2 separate regions of the Homo sapiens genome follow, and region 1 is linked to region 2. The links are chromatin loops, found by intact Hi-C in ENCODE. Cell type or tissue: endothelial cell of umbilical vein. All regions are shown on one strand. Each heading gives the region's core, and the rest is flanking DNA. Links, peaks and the distances in the headings are about the cores only.

What was found. Hi-C counts contacts between places; a loop is a spot of excess contacts. Peaks named below come from ENCODE experiments on the same cell type or tissue, not always from the same donor. Only the 100,000 strongest peaks of a DNase experiment are listed, where the experiment ranks them.
Region 1: a loop joins it to region 2, with 4 times the contacts of the local background. A loop is called at or near these places in 10 of 110 quality-filtered maps.

What each region holds. Positions count from the first base shown.
Region 1 is chr4:159,304,182-159,313,957 of GRCh38, reverse strand. RAPGEF2 (Rap guanine nucleotide exchange factor 2) reads right to left here. Exons shown (of 30, transcript NM_001394067.2): 8 at 9,485-9,616. Among named protein-coding and RNA genes, the nearest start is that of MIR3688-1, 180 kb to the right of the region's middle. In endothelial cell of umbilical vein, for the core only: no CTCF peak of the experiment used is centred there; DNase peaks (open chromatin) are centred at 4,857 and 5,027; H3K27ac peaks cover 954 bases.
Region 2 is chr4:159,441,670-159,451,445 of GRCh38, reverse strand. No RefSeq gene overlaps it. Among named protein-coding and RNA genes, the nearest start is that of MIR3688-1, 320 kb to the right of the region's middle. RefSeq lists an enhancer at 4,500-4,549. In endothelial cell of umbilical vein, for the core only: CTCF peaks have their summits at 4,741 (motif pointing right) and 6,517; a DNase peak (open chromatin) is centred at 4,785.

The DNA.
Region 1 (9,776 bases), core at 670-8,669, 140 kb after region 2:
AGATACCTGCAAATTTTCTAAGTCACTGGAGTCACACATTTCAAGATGGCCTCTTTTGTTGAACTAGCTCAATCCTAGAACAGTTATCCTTTCTAGGTCACCATGTAGCCTTTTGTGACTATCATCTCAGCAATATGTATGTATATATCATACAGATCTTATTTGACATTATATACCTAGACTTCAATTATCACTTAAGCATAGTAAAAATGAATTCAATTAAATATTAACTACATCAATCTTGAACAGAAGTGTTTTTCCAAATGAAATATTAAAATCTTGAAAACATCTTATACAATTATTAATTTTGTAGAAAACGTATATTACAAAGTTCAACTTCAAATCATAGCCCATACGATTCTCAAAGATAATAAATACCTTTTTTAAGAAAAAAATATTTTTTAAAAGAAAGATAAAAATATAAAATACTGACTTTGATAATAATAATAAGGTAACACTAAATACTTACAATGTGTCAGGTACTGCTCTAATTGCTATGTATTTATTAACTCATCTAATCCTTAAAACAACCCTATAAAGTAAAAGCCATTATTAACTTTTATTATTCTCTTAACACTTAGGTGAAGAGAAATAATTTTTCCAAGGTCATGCTGCTGATAAACTGTGGAATCAAGACTACAACCCAGGAATTCTGGCTTCAGAGTCTTAATCGCAATCTAATCTGTCTCTTTTTAAACATTCACTGAATATGAATGTGGCTTATATAAGGATCTATCCTTTTCCTATAATTTAATATTTACAGAATAAATTGTGCTATTTTCTTTTTCTTTCTTTCTTTTTGTTTTTTTTGAGACAGAGTCTTGCTCTGTTGCCCAGGCTGGAGTGCAATGGCACGATCTCGGCTCACTGCAACCTCTGCCTCCCAGGTTCATGCGATTCTCATGCCTCAGCCTCCCGAGTAGCTGGGACTACAGGTGTGCACCACCACACCCAGCTAATTTTTGTACTCTTAGTAGAGACGGGATTTCATCATGTTGGCTTGGCCAGTCTTGAACTCCTGGCCTCAAGTGATCTGCCCACCTCAGCCTACCAAAGTGCTGTGATTACAGGCATGAGCCACCACGCCCAGCCTGTGCTATTTTCTTATAAACAAAGTTTCAGCTTTGTAAAGTCCCGGTTCATATCACAGAACATAAGATTTAATCCTACATTTTGAAATAATACAAGCATGTGTTAACAATGAGTTTTATCACATTTTCTGCTCTTTAGGTACAATTTCCTGAACTAAAATGCATATATTATTTAAAAAAGAAACTTAAGGGGAAAATAATTGAAGACAGAAAACCTAATGTTTATGAAAGTTCAATGGCCTGGTCATTATAAGCAGAGATACTGCAGGCAGGAGAGTAATAAGCCACTGCAGCCCATACAGACAGAACTGTGACACACTCAGAAACACATCTCATAATTTAAACTCAAAATTAACTGAATCATTGCTAGATTTAAGAAGGAAACTGAAGTAGAACTTGATGTGATATAGTATGCCAAGGTTGTGGTTAGAGAAAATAGGTCAACATTGTTATCAGCACCTGACCCTGAAGTCTAGAAATACAATTTGCTAATGCTTGCTATGATCACATTTTTACCTCAGTTTCATCTTCACATTGAAGACTATTTATTACTCATCACCTTATATTTTCAAAAATATTATCAGTTCTCTATATAAACATTCTTTAATATTAGCATAGAGTGAAGAAAGGACACTACCAAAGACAGAAATTTTAAAAATATTTTCAATAATTTATATAGCTAATGGTTTTTCTTTAATTTTAAAACATCTAATGTATGCAAAAAGATGGAATATATTTTATACCATCCCAAAGAAATAATTATCGTTTAAATTATTTATATTTAAGGCTTAAGCAGAACATAAAGACTTTCAACTGTCAACTGGATTTATCTCTCCCAAACTGAACCTTCCACTTTATTTAAAAGATCACAGTTGCTTGCTATCTCTATGTGCATTCCATGCTTTAAGAAACAAACTATTCATAAAATAACATTTACTAAACCAAAAATTTAGAGATTATTATTTAGAATAAATAACCATTTTACCTTAAAATACTACAGATTCTCTAAATCATACTCTTTAAAAGAACGTGATAAACAACTTTTCAGGGACCTACTAATTTCATAATACCACTGCCTTGTGGACAAGATGTTTAGAGATTAAGTGGAGTTAAAAGTTTAAGGAACACAAACTGGTCTCCAGGAGGAGTACTAAACTTAAGAAGAGTACCTAGAATGTAGTATTTACTGTGTGAACAAACTCAGTTTTGTGGCTCCAAATCTCACCTCTACTATTCATGATGTGATTTTAGCAAAGTCACTTAACCTCCACAAGCCCATCTTATCATCGATGTAAACTGTAGATACAACTTCTTACTATTCATAGGACTGCTTTTGGATCAAATAAGGGAGAAAGCAAGCCAGTCTCAAGCTAGATCAAAAGTCCCTTCCTCAAGGGGATACTTTCTTCATCTTAGAACTTGTACACCTTCTACCTCTCCCCATAGCAGCAATGAACGCTGCACGCAATTTATATTTGTGGAATTTGACCAAAAAACCCCACAAAATTCTGTTAAACACCACACTCTCCTTATATATTTGTAAAATAGTATCTTAGACTAACTGCACAAATACATTCTGGTCAACTGGTTCATACACCAATTATAAAAATAGTGATCCTATATTGAATGACTATCATATGTGTCTAGCACTAAAGTTGATGTTTTAAAACATAATAATCTTCATATCAATTCAGCAAGTTAGTATTACTAACCCTAGTTTACAGAGGAGAAAATGTCAAGGACATTAAATAAGTTGTTCAATGTAAGCAAAACAAAACACAGTAACTGTGCTAGGACTCAAAATCAGGTGTGACCAACCAAGAAATACTAAGTACTCTGCACTTTGCTCGACATTCTCAATAGTCTTATAAAAAAAAATTGAAATATAATACAGTAATAAAATGTTTTCCACTTTGCTAAGTCATAAAAGATAAAAAGTTTAAATACATATTTGCCTATGAACATAACACTTATTGTTTTCTAGCTTCCTCCAAATAACAACACTACTAAGACTCACGCATGTCTTTAAACCCTTTTTTTCTAAATAAAGACACTAAAACAGACGCTTTATATTTAAAAGCTTATCTGGATATATTTGTTTCAGGAACAAGGAGAAAGGTTTACATAGTTATGTTAGCCAAATAACTCCTGTCTTAAATTAATTTATCTTATACAGGTACTGACTAACATAGATTTTGTTGTCCATTAATATTTAAATAGTGATATTCTTTTAAAAACAATATTCTCAGATCAATGCTGAAAGCTCCACTATTTAAATCAAAAGGGACTAAATACATTCTGCTATTGTGAACACAGTTCTTAAAACCAATTTATTTTACATTTTTTAAAAAAAATCAAGAAAATTCACAAACAAAAAAATTTTTATGCCATAAAGCTCTACTGAAGTATTAATTTAACTAAAATAAAAATCAAATACTGCATGTTTTATCAGTAAGCACTTTAAAATCACTTGCCAAAAAAGTTTTGCTTATTAAAAGCATATATATGCCTAAAAGAGAAGAACAATTTTTTAAAGCTCTTAATGTAAATCGTTAGGTTGCTTCCCCAAAATTACAATCCTACGAGGAGTATATAAAAATGTCTATAAATGCTTATTTTAAGTAAGAAAATCTGTGCTAATTTGATAGGCAGAATAATTTCATATTTAAGTCCTTATATGCTCAATTACTATTATGTTTCAAATACTTAAGGTGTAGACATTTGCATTTTCGTTTCTGTAAGTTACCAACTACTGTCCTTTGAACATTTTAACATTGTGAGCTGAGTATTTTTCTTATTTGTGTAAATCAGTTATATTCTGACTTTAAATCTTCTTATCAATTGATGTTCTAATTACAAAATGTTTTGATCCTTTATTAAAACATTGTTTGCTAACTCTTTAGTTTATCAGGAATTTATTTTAATTATGATACAAAATAAGAATACAAAATGATTCCCCAACCCCAAAGACCATTTATTGAATGATCCATCACTTTCTTTATTGATTTGTGAAGTTTCCTCTATTACATATTACATCCTTACACATGAGTTCAATTTTGCTTGAACTCTCTGTTCTATTGATCTATCTATTTTGTACAACTATTTCCGGTTTGCCTAAGCCACTCGCTCTGATCCTGATGGCCATACCATTTAACCAGGACCTTATCATGGCTGGAAATGGCATTGTCTCGTATTACTAACTTAGGCATTAAAGCTTTCAATCACCAACAACCTTCTATTCTTTCAACCTGCCCCCATCTGCTTCTAAGGTAACCCTTTTTCAACTTAAGAAGGATCTTCACTCAAGACTCTACTACCTTCTGTGTCTAGTGTTCACACCTGTCTTCCTTTCATATCCAGCTTATATTCCCTAGTCTATTATTTCAATTACATTCATTCAACACATCTTTACTGAATGCCTAAAATTTCCTGGCACTGTGCTAGGCTCTAGGGGAAAAAATAGAGACAAGAGAGACAAGTTCCCTGCCTTCTTGAAGGTGTCATTCTTCTAGGCAGAGAGATAACATAAAAATTAATAATTGGTTCAATTGGCGTCTAGGAAGGAAATAAAAAGATTAGGCAGGAAAGGAATCAAAATGGAGGACTTCCTTTACAGAGGATTATAAAGGAACAACTCTGAGGAGATGACACTTGAAAACAAAGGCTGAAAAGGATCAAGCTAGGAGAAAACATTCCAGGCAGAAGGCATACAAAAGCTATGATCTGCAGTTAGAAAACGCTTGCCTTGTTGCTCGACCTGTCTTTGTATTACACTCACTTAACAAACTTCAGTCCTGGGTGAAGTCAAATCCTTGCTTTCTTTGTGCTTACTGTGGAGAAAGCTACTTAACAGAGCAGAGGGAAATCACTTTATATTTGAGGGCACTAACTCAATTGAATCTCCATTTCTCTGGTCAATTTGTTCTCCTACTCTCTGCAACTATTATTTCAAAACTTCTCTCTCCTTAAAACTCTCTACCTGCCAACCCTCTCACTCTCAACAAATGAACTCAACTCTTCCGAGAGAAAACAGAAGTCTAAGACAGGAACTCCCACAACTCCCAAACTCCCCAGGATGTGTTCCTGTTAAAACAGAAGAATGTTTCTTCTCTTAAGGTTAGTAATTAAGAATGACTAAGAATTCACTCATGAATTCCTCTCTTCCCACCATCTCAGCAACATTATTCTATCCATATCTCCCTGGTGTACAGCATCTAAATTCAATCTCTCTGTGTCCATCTTGTGAGCATTTATTCTCACTTCAATGTGACAGGAGACCTCTGAAATCAGAACTGTATGAAGATCAAATAGGCTTCTAGGGGAGAAAGTTGCTCACCCTTGGAATTGTTCAAGAATAAACTGGATGCTTGATTCACAGGAGAGAAGCAGAGGATTCAAATGCAAATTTGGAAGTTGAACCAGATGCATGTCAGACTTCTCATTTTAAGTTCAGATTCAAAGACAACAGAAGTGGTCTACTGAAAATCTCTACTAAATGTTAAGTTTTGCACAGCCAATAACTAGATCCTTAGATACATCTATGGATTTTTCCTTATGATGGATATATACTTACAGGCTATCTGCCTGTCATCAAATTTGAAACAAATAGCTTTGACACTTAAGCAACTGAAATGATGCACAGGGATCCTCTTCTTCATCTACACCCAAAGATAAAGCCAGATAGCAGGCTGTAAGCTCCAACTATGTTAGAGCAATTAGGAACTCTCATCCACACTCTGGTTTCACAGACAATCAGATGATAACCAGGGGCAGAAGTACCATCTGCATTTCCTCATGTACTTATCTAGCCTATTCAAGGTAAAAGCACATATGACTAGAATTCCCCTCAGAATATGCCTCAATCGATTATACAAACAAGTTACTTTTTTGTTTTTTGAGACGGAGTCTTGCTCTGCCCCATAGGCTGGAGTGCAGTGGGGAGATCTTGGATCACTGCTCTGACAACTTCTGGGGCTCAAGAGATTCTCGTGCCTCAGCCTCCCGAGTAGCTGGGACTATAGGCATGCACCACTACACCTGGCTAATTTTTGTATTTTAGTAGAGATGGGGTTTCACCATGTTGGCCAGGCTGGTCTTAGATTCCTGGCCTCAAGTGATCTGCCTGCCTTGGCCCCCCAAAATGCTGGGATTACAGGCATGAGCCACTGCACCTGGTCAAACAAGTTACTTCATTATCTTAATAGATTTACCTTTTAGGAGTTTCATCCAAGTTTGTATTTATTTGATGAGAACAGTGATAATTGTAACCTCAAGCTGTATTCTCACTATAGATTTTCAAGATGTATAATAATAATCTCAAAGTTTAGAGGATGAAGGCTCTGCCATAATATTTCAATTAATATAAACTAAAATACAACTTTTATGTATACTGTTCATTGTTTTACACAAGGGAACTCTTCGATAAATGTTTAGAAAAATCAACTTTCAGAATAAATGGTGTGTTTGTGTGTATGTGATGAGGAGGTAAACTGAGAAAAGTATATAACTAGTATACTATCTCTTTAAAAGAAAATTATTTTTCAAGATCTACTAAATTTAGGACCTAAATGAATATGTCTTGTATTGATGGTATTCTTAATTGTTCACTAACTTTCAATAATTAAAAAAATAAAAACAGCACTGACTAAATACAACAATGATCCTTCATAACTATATTGTCTCTAAAGAAAGTTATTTTTACGGTTATTTCATGCCACAGTTCCTAATAAGCCAAGAGTTATTCTTTGTAAAGTAAGAATAATGTTATTTTGCTTGAAACCATATACAATCCAATAGTAACATAATGTATTTGAAGGCCAAATAAGGATATTTGTGTATATTTCAGTCTCTTTTCCTAAATTTGCACATTCAAAGCTAATAAAATGTTTCTTAACAATTAGAATTATTTTATTTTAAAAACAGTTTTGAATCCCATAGCTCTGGCTTATTTTCTATCCTTCAGTATCATAAAAATTTATTTTAAGCAGATACTAAATCTAATAATTTTTTAAAAACACAAGGAAGCTAATTCAATGATCCAGTCTTATTAGGCCCTTCCTTTTGTCACACTCAGTATGGACTTTAATAAGAAAAACTTGTAATATAAGACAAACCTACAGCTTACTGAACAGGGAAAAGTTGAAAGCATTCCCCATAAGAACTGTAACAAGGATGCCCACTTTCCCACTCCTATTCAAAATAGTATTCTAAGTCCTAGCCAGAGCAATTAGGCAAGAGAATGAAATAAAAGGCACCCAAACTGGAAAAGTGGAAGTGAAATTATCCCTGTTCACTGATGGAATGATCTCATTATATATAGAAACCCCTAAAGACTCCATCAAAAAATTGTTAGATTTGATAAAAGAATTCAGGGAAGTTTCAGAATGCAAAATCAATATGCACAAATCAGTAGCATTTCTATACAACAATAACAATCTAGCTGAGAACAAAATCAAGAAAGCAATCTCATTTGCAATAGCTACAGAAAAAACAAAATACCTAGAATATATTCGACCAAGGAGGTGAAAGAGCTTTACAAGGAAAACTATAATAAACACTGATGAAAGAAATTGTAGATGACACAAACAATGAGAAAACATCCCATGCTCATGGATTGAAAGAATTAATATCATTAAAATGACCATACTGCCTAAAGCAATATACAGATTGAATGTAATTCCTATCAAAATCCCAGCATCATTTTTCACAGAATTAGAAAAAAAAAATCCTAAAGTTCATACGTAATCACAAAAGAGCCTGAATAGTGAAAGCAATCTTGAGCAGAAAGAACAAATTATACTACAAGGTTATAATAACTAAAACAGCATGATACTGGTATTAAAATAGGTACATAGATCAATGGAACAAAATAAAGAACCCAGAAATAAAGTCACGTATTTACAGCCAACCGATCTTTGACAAAGCCAAGAAGAACATATACTGGGGAAAAGCCACCCTTTTCGATAAATGGTGCTGGGAAAATTGGATTACCATATAATGAAACTGGACCCCTATCTTTCAGCATAAATAAAAATCGACTCAAAACAGATTGAAGACTTAAGACCCAAAGCTATAAAAATATTAGAAGACAATCTAGGGAAAATTCTTTTGGACACTGGTCTACGCAAATAATTCAGGAGTAAGACCTCAAAAGCACAGGCAACAAAAACAGACAAATGGGACTTAATAAAACTAAAAACCTTCTGCACAGTAGAAGAAATAATCAACAGAGTGAACACATAATCGGTATAATGGGAGAAATATTTGCTAACTATGCATCCTACTGGGGACTCATATCCAGAAGCTCAAACAACTGAATAACAACAACAGCAAAAAATTTAATCCCATTAAAAAGTGGGGAAAGGACATGAATAGACATTTTCAAAAGAAAACATACAAATAGCCAACAGACATATGAAAAAATGCTTAATATCACTGATCATCAGAGAAACGCCAATTAAAACCACAATGAGATACTATCTTTCACCAGTCAGAATGGCTGTCATGAAAAAGACAAAAATAGTAACAGATGGTGAGGATGTGGAGATAAGAGAACACTTATATGCAGCTGGTGGGAATGTAAACTAGTACAATCTCTTGATGAAAAACAGTATGGAGATTTCTCCAAGAACTAAAAATAGAACTACGATTCAATCTACCAATCTCATGACTGAGTATCTACCCAAAGGAAAATAAATCATTGTATCAAAAAGATACCTGCACCTGTATGTTTATTGCAGCACTATTCACAATAGCAAAGATATAGAATCAACCAAAGTGTTCATCAATGGATGACAGAATAAAGTACAGTACATATATGCAATGAAATACTATTCAGCCATAAAAAATGAAATCATGTCTTTTGCAGCAATATGGATGGAAGTGGAGGCCACTATCTTGATTGAAATAATTCAGACACAGACAGACAAATACCACGTTTTCAGTCACAAGTGGGAGCTAAATAATGTTTACACATGGATGCAGAGTGTGGAATGATAAGCAGTGGAGACTCAGCACATGCGGGAGTAGGGGGTGCATAATGAGAAATTACTTAACGGGCACCATGTAGGTTATTGGGGTGATGTATAACCTGAAAGCCCTGACTTCACCACTATGCAATCTATCCATGCAACAAAATTACACTTTTACCCCACAAATTTATACAAATAAAAAAAGGAACACTTTGATAACTCGTCATAGCAGAGGCAGTATAATCAGACAGCAGTTCTACACCCTAAAAATAACATATACGAAATAAACATTAATATTTTATGTACTTACATGCACATGTAATATACACATATATTTATTTTATAGATTCTATCAGCTGAGAACCTTAAAATTTCTTGGAATAAATGAAAATGAAGCAAATGACAAGGAAAACATCCTCTTACCTGGTAGATATCAGAAAGACTGCTGCTCCCAGAATCACTAGTGATACTACATCCTGAATGGCTAGAAGAAACGTGGGTCACCTGTGGGTGGAGACTGTCAGTAAGATGCAGTTTTGTGAAATCTGCAGGAAGCTATGGAAGGAGCAGGAAAAACTAGGATTACAATCTGAATCAAGAACTCCAAGAAGACATTTTAAAATTAAAATATCATATTTTATTCTATACCATTGAACTAAAAATGGTATTCATTTTCCACATTCACAAATTACTAAATATTGTCTTATTTACCCAA
Region 2 (9,776 bases), core at 1,166-9,165:
TCAGCCAGACACAGTGATGCACGCCTGTAGTCCCAGCTATTTGGAAGACTGATATGGTGGGATCGCTTGAGGCCAGTAGTTTGAGGCTGCAATGTGCTATGATTATGCCTATAGTTACTATACTCCAGCCTGGGCAACATAGCAAGACCCCATCTTGAAAAACAAAAGATTTTTTAAACAGTTACCTGTATAGTCAAGTACCATGAATGGCATGTGTAGGACTGAAAGTTTCTCTGGGTGAGTCAGTGAGTTAGTGGTGAGTGAATGTGAATATCTAGGACATGACCGTATATTACTGTAGACTTTATTATAAACACTGTACACTTAGGCTAAATTTATTTTTTAAAAGTAATTGTGTGCTCAATGAAATAAAAGAGGATACAAACAAATGGAAGAACATTCCATGCTCATGGCTAGGAAGAATTAATATCATGAAAATGGCCATACTGCCCAAGGTAATTTATAGATTCAATGCTATCCCCATCAAGCTACCAAGGACTTTCTTCACAGAATTGGAAAAAACTACTTTAAAGTTCAAATGGAACCAAAAAAGAGCCTGCATTGCCAAGTCAATCCTAAGCCAAAAGAACAAAGCTGGAGGCTTCATGCTACCTGACTTCAAACTATACAAGGCTACAGTAACCAAAACAGCATGGTACTGGTACCAAAACAGAGATATAAACCAATGGAACAGAACAGAGGCCTCAGAAATAATACCACACATCTACAACCATCTGATCTTTGACAAACCTGACAAAAACAAGAAATGGGGAAAGGATTCCCTATTTAATAAATGGTGCTGGCAAAACTGGCTAGCCATATGGAGAAAGCTGAAACTGGATCACTTCCTTACACCTTATACAAAAATTAATTCAAGATGGATTAAAGACTTAAATGTTAGACCTAAAACCATAAAAACCCTAGAAGAAAACCTAGGCAATACCATTCAGGACATAGGCATGGGCAAGGACTTCATGTCTAAAACACCAAAAGCAATGGCAACAAAAGCAAAAATTGATAAATGGGATCTAATTAAACTAAAGAGCTCCTGCACAGCAAAAGAAACTACCATCAGAGTGAAGAGGCAACCTACAGAATGGGAGAAAATTTTTGCAATCTACTCATCTGACAAAGGGCTAATATCCAGAATCTACAAAGAACTTAAATTTACAAGAAAAAAACAAACCCATCAACAAGTGGGCAAAGGATATGAACAGACACTTCTCAAAAGAAGACATTTATGCAGCCAACAGACATGTGAAAAAATGCTCATCATCACTGGCCATCAGACAAATGCAAAGCAAAACCACAATGAGATACCATCTCACACCAGTTAGAATGGTGATCATTAAGAAGTCAGGAAACAACAGGTGCTGGAGAGGATGTGGAGAAACAGGAACACTTTTACACTGTTGGTGGGACTGTAAACTAGTTCAACCATTGTGGAAGTCAGTGTGGCGATTCCTCAGGGATCTAGAACTAGAAATACCATTTGACCCAGCCATCCTATTACTGGGTATATACCCAAAGGATTATAAATCATGCTGCTATAAAGACACATGCACACGTATGTTTATTGCGGCACTATTCACAATAGCAAAGACTTGGAACAAACCAAATGTCCAACAACGATAGACTGGATTAAGAAAATGTGGCACATATACACCATGGAATACTATGCAGCCATAAAAAATGATGAGTTCATGTCTTTGTAGGGACACGGATGAAGCTGGAAACCATCATTCTCAGCAAACTATCGCAAGGACAAAAAAAACCAAACACCACATGTTCTCACTCATAGGTGGGTACTGAACAATGAGAACACTTGGACACAGGAAGGGGAACGTCACACACCAGGACCTGTTGTGGGGTGGGGGGAGGGGGGAGGGATAGCATTAGGAGATATACCTAATGTAAATGATCAGTTAATGGGTGCAGCACACCAACATGGCACATGTATACATATGTAACAAACCTGCACGTTGTGCACATGTACCCTAAAACTTAAAGTATAATAAAAAAAATAAAAATAAAGTAATTGTGTTACACTGTTATGACAGCTACAATGTCACTGTGATAGGAATTTTTCAGCTGCCTTGTAATCTTTTTGGACCACCGTCACATTTCTGGTCAGTCATTAACTGAAATGCTGTAATGCAGTGCATAACTATACATTTATTTTATCAATTTATCATTTTATCCATTCATCCATTGTTAGACACCTAAGTTAAGCCCATATCTGGGCTACTGTAAATAATGCTGAATCAACATGGTCTTTTGCCCATTTTGTAGTTGAATTGTTTGTTTTTTGCTGCTGAGTTGCTTGAGTTCCTTATATATTCTGGATATTAACCCCATGTCAGATGCATAGTTTGCAAATATTTTCTCCCATTCTACAGGTTGTCTTTTCACTCTGTTGTTTCCTTCACCAGGCAGAACCTTTGTAATTTGATGTAACCCCATGTCTTTATCTTTGTATTTGTTGTTTATGTTTTAAGGTCCTATTCAAAAGATTCTTGCCTAATCTCATGTCATGAAGTGTTTCTGTTTTGTTTTGTTTTGCTTTTGTTCTTTTGAGACAGGGTCTCCCTTTGTCACCCAGGCTGGAGTGCAATGCCGTGATCTTGGCTCACTGCAACCTCTGCCTTCTGGACTCAAGAGATCTTCCCACCGCAACTCCCTAAGTAGCTAGGATGACAGGCATGCACCACCCCACATGGCTAATTTTTGTATTTTTTGTAGAGATGGGGTTTGCCATATTGCCCAGGCTGATGAAGTGTCTTCCCTGTTTTCTTCTGGTAGCTTTATAGTTTCAGGTCTTATACTGAAGTCTTTAAATCATTTTTAGTTGATTTTTATATATGGTGAAAGATAGGGGTTCAGTTTCATTCTTCTGCATGTGAATATCCAATTTTCCCAGCCTTTTTTTTTTTTTGAGACAGTCTTGCTCTGTCACCCAGGCTGGAGAGCACTGGTGCGCTCTCAGCTCACTTCAGCCTCCACATACTGGGTTCAAGTGATTCTCATGCTTCAGCTTCCTGAGTAGCTGGGATTACAGACACGCACCACCATGCCGGGCTAATTTTTGTATTTTTAGTAGAGATGGGGTTTGGCCATGTTGGCCAGGCTAGTCTCAAACTCCTGACCTCATGTGATCCACCCACCTCAGCCTCCCAAAGTGCTGGGATTACAGGCATGAGCCATCAAGCCTAGCATAGAAATACTACTGATTTTTGTATGTTGATTTTGTATCCTACAACTTCATTGAATTTGTTTATCAGTTCTGAGAGTTTTATTGGTGGAATTTTTAGAGTTTTCTATATATAAAGTCATATCATCTGCAAACAGGGACAATTTAACTTCCTCTTTTCCAATTTGGATACCTTCTGATTCTTTCCCTTGCCTAACTGCTCTGGCCATGATTTCAAGTACTATGTTGAGAAGAAGTTATGAGAATGGACATTTTTGTCCTGTTTCTCCTCATTTCTTAATTAAATTGGTTCTTTGTTGCTGAGTTATAAAAGTTCTTTATATAATCTGTATATCAACTCCTGATCAAATGTAGATTTGTAAATATTTCCCCCAGTTCCACGTGTTGTCTTTTTATTCTATTGAGTGTCCATTGATTCCTAAAAGTTTTTAATTTTGATCAAGTCTAATTTATCTATTTCTTCTGATATCTGTGTTTTTAGTATCATATTCACAAAGTCATTGCCAAATCCAATATCATGAAACTTTTTCCCTGTGTTTTCTTCTGAGAGTTTTATAATTTTAAGTATTATGTTTAGGTCTTTGATTCATTTTGAGTTAATTTTGTGCATGGTATAAAGCAAGGCTCCAACTTTATTTTTTTGTACGTGGGTATTTTTCCAACATCATTTACTGAAACGATTGTCCTTTTTGTTGAATGGTCTTGGCAGCCTTGCCAAAATTTCACATACTTTAAGTCATCAGCATTTTCCTTCCAGTTATCTTACGTCAAATTGGCAGCCAGTGCCCTGCTTCTGGTTTTCATGTTGTCTTTTATAAAATGGTGGTTTGGACCATGGAATGCCCTGTAATGATTAAGAGCAGTGTTTTTATTTTAGATGATTTGGATTCAAAATCGGGTTTTATTACCTCTCAACTGTGTGTCCTTGGACAAATTATTTAGTTTTGCTAGACCTCAATTTTCTCATCTTTGAAATGGACATATTAATAGTATTCACTTTGTGTAGTTGTTTACAGAATCAAATAACATAATACTTAAAGGATTTAGTCCAGTGCCTGGCACAGAGTAAACATTCCATAGGCAGCACCTATGTACTTCAGATGCTGTCCGCCCCAACATTCTCTATACAGAGCCATATAGGAATATAGCGTATTCTGGGATCAGCTTCTCGAGTGCGGATCCTCAGATGTACAGAACAGAGGTAAGTTTCCTTGCCACTGCAATCTGATTATATACCAACCACCTTCCCACTGACTCGCCAAATGAAAATGAAGCATAATAAACTCTTATCCCTATGCCCTACTTGCTCCCTGGTGATCCTGTCCCCACAGGCAGCAGATGCTGCTTTTCACCTCACATCATCAAGCACCTTCCTGTGAGTCACATTCTGTACAGAGTTCTCTGTCACAGGGGCACCCCACTCCAGACCATCCACCTCTGCCTCTTAAGGACAGTCCCAGAAAGCCAGCCATGGGCATGTGCGGACCATTGCTTTATGGAAGGCAATTTAGGCCCTGCTCTCTGTTGTGGGCAAGGCACTGTCTCCTGTTGAACACTAGAGGGTGCTCTGTACATTTCTATAGGAGGTTCTGAGCCTGTACACTAGAGTGTTACTGAAATCACACAAATAGAGAAGCATAGGCAAAAACTTACCCATGTACATACATGTTTTCAGTTACATGGAGAGACATCCGTCCAACATCACGTACATAACACACCTTCACAAAATAGATATGTATATATAAACTAGCACATGTGCACACACACACACACACCCATGCACACAGTAACATGCCCGTAAAAACTCAAAGACATACAAACTAGAAACATGAAACATACATTCAGATAAAGGCACAAAGACCTACACAGATGCATTTACACACACACATGCACTCACACAGATGTACAGACATACACACCGGCAAAGACAGAGGTAGACACCCTCTACAGTCACTTTCACACCCGTGACCCTCACACCAGGTTGGGCTCATCATTTACATATTATAGATGGGGAACTGAACCCTCAGAGAGTCTGAGTGTTTTATCTATCATCACATGGTAAGAGCAGGTAAAGATTAAACTCCAAGTAAGTCCTCCAGTCAGGAGAAACACTATTTCAAAAGAGGTAAGTTGCCGCTCATATCTACTTTTTCAATTACTCCAGTCTTCAGGCCAATTCTGCTGTTATTCCTTGAAAGCTATTATTCTGAAAGTCCCACTTTCAGATTCACTAATTATTTAACTCATGGTCTGTTGCCAATTGAGTGTATTTTCTTGTTCATTTTATTCTGGCCAAGGATCAGGAGAGGAAACATTTAGATCATTCTATCATTGTAACTGTCTGTCAACACCCAGGATAATGGAGGGTGACTCTGTGGGAATTGTTCGCAGCCTTGCTCGCCAGTAAGAGAAGCCAAGAAGAAAGAGGAGAATGGTCTCTGATTCAGTTCTGCCTTTCAAATATCACACAAGTACATGAACTCACATCCAGAATGCTAGCTGCATTAGAGTGTGGAGAATATAGATTTTAACCTTTCAATATCCATCTAGAAGGAGAGTGAAATGAGGTTTGAGTAAGTTGTTCCATAATATTTACCACAGCAAAGTTGCACTTTTTTTTTTTGAGACAAAGTCTTGCTGTCTCCCAGGCTAGAGTGCAATGGCATGATCTCAGCTCACAGCAACCTCCGCCTCCCGGGTTCAAGTGATTCTCCTGCCTCAGCCTCCTGAGTAGCTGGGATTACAGGTGCCCGCCACCATGCCCAGCTAATTTTTGTATTTTTAGTAGACAGGGTTTCACCATGTTGGCCATAATGGTCTCGATCTCTTGACCTCGTGATCTGCCAGCCTCAGCCTCCCAAAGTGCCGGGATTATAGGTGTGAGCCACCACATACAGCCCAGTTGCAGTCTTTAAGTGGTGAAGCCAGGATTCAAAACCACACAATGTGGAGTCTGAGCCCTTCTCTTATTCAATAATCTTACATGCTCTTAAACAAATAATATTATGATTAATGATAATATTTTTGACAAGTGAGAACAAGGATCTCAAAAACTATGTTCTTAACTGTTTTTACTGGCTTCTCCAAAATGCAAAACCTGAGGCAGAAGAGACCTTGCACATAATTTATTACTTTATTAGGGAGCAGAAGTGAGTGACAAGAGAAGGGAAGCAAGGAGGGAGGGAGAACCAGTACAAGAATGCATTTTTGATCTGGCCACAGCTAAATGCAACTCATTGCTGGATCTGTAGAACTGCACCCCTGAGACGTTACATAAAATGCATCTTGGTAGGATTGGAAAGGGTGTCTGGTTTCCCATTAGTCAGAGGTTCACCACCAGGATGTTAATTTCACCATCACTTCCCACTTGCACATGCACCTCTAGGAGGCAGAAGTGACTGGACAAGGATGGTTAGTTAGTGTGGTTTTAATGGGCCTTGAATGATGGCTGGTGGATTTGGGGATTGATTCTGCAAGCACTGAAGAATTACAGAGATTTTTGAAAAGGAAAGTGACATGATCAAAAGGGAAGATTTCCCTAGTTGTATGATCTCTTTATAGAATCTTCATCATCTACTGAAGTGAAATATTTGTGGAAGTTTCCTTTTTATCCCTTGAGAAATTGGCATGGTAGGGATGAATGCCCATTCTCACTTCCAGAAGAGGCAGCATCAAGCAGGACCCATGGAAGATAGTAAGATTGGGTTGGCCAAAAACTAACTTGGCCAATGGATGGGACTTAACTGGAAAGTTTAATTCAAATTGAGAGAACTCCAGAAAGCAACAGAATAATATTTTGGTCTCCCTTGAGGATTTGGGAGTTATGGATTCGGAGGTTCTGCCTTCCCTCCCACCATCTTATCCACACAGGCACCTGGGCAAGGTAAGAGCCTGGCACTGCCAAGCCAGATGGTGGAAGCTTTTGCTGCCAGCATCCTCCAGTGGGATGGGGCAGACTGTGTTCCCTGCCGGCTGGTTTCTGAGTGCTTTCAGTATACAGCAAAATCAGGGTGGATAGTATAAGCAATCTTTCATTCGTATAGCTGTTTATAATATAAACCACTTGTCTAAATATTTACACATTTAATCTCCACAACTTTCAAAACCATTCTGATTCTCCCTCCTTACAGTTCTCTTCTACCCTCAACCAGAGCCATTCGTGAACTATTTATCCTCTCTGTGGCTTAAATGAAAAAAAAACTGGAAAATGCAACAATTCTACCAAATGATAGTCCTCACCTCAGGCTTTGGGGAAGTTATAAATGAGATAGTGTATAAAAGGTGCTTAGCACAATGCCTGGCACAATGAAGGCCCTTAACAAATATTAGCTGCTATTTTCATTATCATTGTTTTTGCTATAGAGTATCACAATATTTTTATTAGTACTATTATCATCATCATCTGGCATTTGGTTCCATTATGAACCTTCTAGAACTAACCCTAAATTATTAGGAGATAGTATAAAATGCCTAGCTTAACACCGAGCATAGAGTGTCACTCAATAAACACTAAAGATGTTACCTGCAGTTTCCCAAGGGAGGAGGGGTACAAAGTCACCGCCTCTAGCACTCAGGGATAAGTAATTCCAGATGCCAGCTCTGAGATCTTTTCCTAGTCACTGGAATTCTTACATGATCCTATGATGATGGTTGTTTAATGGTCAAAAGCACAGACTGTAGAACCAGACATCCTGAGTTCAAATCCTACTCTACCTTGGGTAGTTTACTTAACCTCTAAGTGTCTCAATTTTATATTTAAAATAAAGAAGTCAATTGTACTTACCCCATGGAGTTTTATAAAAATTAAGTGAGTTAATAAACATAAAAGAGCTTGGGAAAATACCTGGCACATAGTAAATAGCATATAAAAATTAGCTAGTAGTGCCTTTCTTTATTCCCTTCTGCCTGTGGGCTCACCTCATATTCTCATCCAAATTCTCCTCTCCTGCATCCTAAACACACACACACACACACACACACACACACACACACACACGGTCCCAGTGTCTGAGCCCCTGATCTGCTGATGGTTCCCAGTTGTAATAGTCTATACTAACACTAAGATACCCCATTATTATTGCAGAAATTCAACCACAAATGGTATGATGAGGTTGGAGTAATGCCAAAACTATCCTCAGGCTTCTGACACAAAGCCACAAAGAGCGACAGTACCTTAGTACATTAACAAAAATACAGAGTTCACTCTTACAAAGACCTACAAGTTTGACTTTCCCAAGTCTCATGATTGGCCAAGTTCAAAGATACCAACTGATAGTAACAAAGCTTTCAAAATCCTCATGTGTAAGCCAGCGTGTCAATTTATAAACTTTCAGCAAGAAATATATTTAGTTAGGGGTTTAGCACTTCATATTATCTAGCCAGCATATTTTGTTCCTATAGCCAAACTTCTCAGGTTACCAGGTCTCACTGGTTTACATGTGAGTTAGTTAACAGATCTAAATGTTAAACTATCAGGCTCTCAAAACATGATGCAATCCTCTCAAGAAAAGGTATATTATCTGCTCAAAGAACTGACAAGTCATTGGGTCAAGATGTTCTCTACCCAGAGTGCACCTATGTGGTCGTTGCCAACATTTGCCCCTAAAACAGGCTGATCTGTTTTTGTTTTTGATGTTTCTATGGATGACCAATTTCTCCCACTTCATTAATTAACATAGTATTTTGTAGGGGAAAGAAAAGAAATATGCCAATAATTTTAGTCAAGACTTGATCTGGACTATAAGATTATATTATGTATATTTATGCTGATGATTCTTGAATAGTTATGTATTTAATTCTTTCAGAGTAGTCTTATTGTCCTTAGTTCTATATTCTTGAAGGACATTATGTTATACCCCTAGGAAGTACCTACATTCTCTTTTGGACTTAATGATGATAGCTGGGCCCCTGGACTAAATATTTATTATAGATTCTATATGATACCGTGCTTGACCAATCAAGCTGTACATGTGCCTATCTGTCTAGTTCCATTCCTGTGCCTTCCCAGTACAATCTACATCCTAAACTCTGTTTCTACTTTCAGATCTTACACACCTTTATTAACGAATATGGCACTTCTGGCCAGGCGTGGTGGCTCATGCCTGTAATCCCAGCACTTTGGGAGGCTGAGGCGGGCAGATCACTTGAGGTCAGGAGTTTGAGACCAGTCTGGCCAACATGGTGAAACCCAGTCTCCACTAAAAGTACAAAAATTGGCAGAGCATGGTGGCAAGTGCCTGTAATCCCAGCTACTCGTGAGGCTGAGGCAGGAGAATTGCTTGAACCTGGGAGGCAGAGGTTGCAGTGAACCAAGATCATGCCCTCACACTCCAGCCTGGACAAAGTAAGACTCCATCTCAAAAAAAAAAAAAAAGGCACTTCCGCTGTGTTATGGGATGAATTGCATCTCCTCACTCCTTCACCATTCATATAGCAAAGTCCTAAGTCCCAGTACCTCAGAATGTGACTATATGTGAGGATGGGGTGTTTACGGAAGTAATTAATGAGTTCACATGGGTAGGCCCTAGTCCAACATGACTGGTGCCCTTATAAGAAGAGACAATTA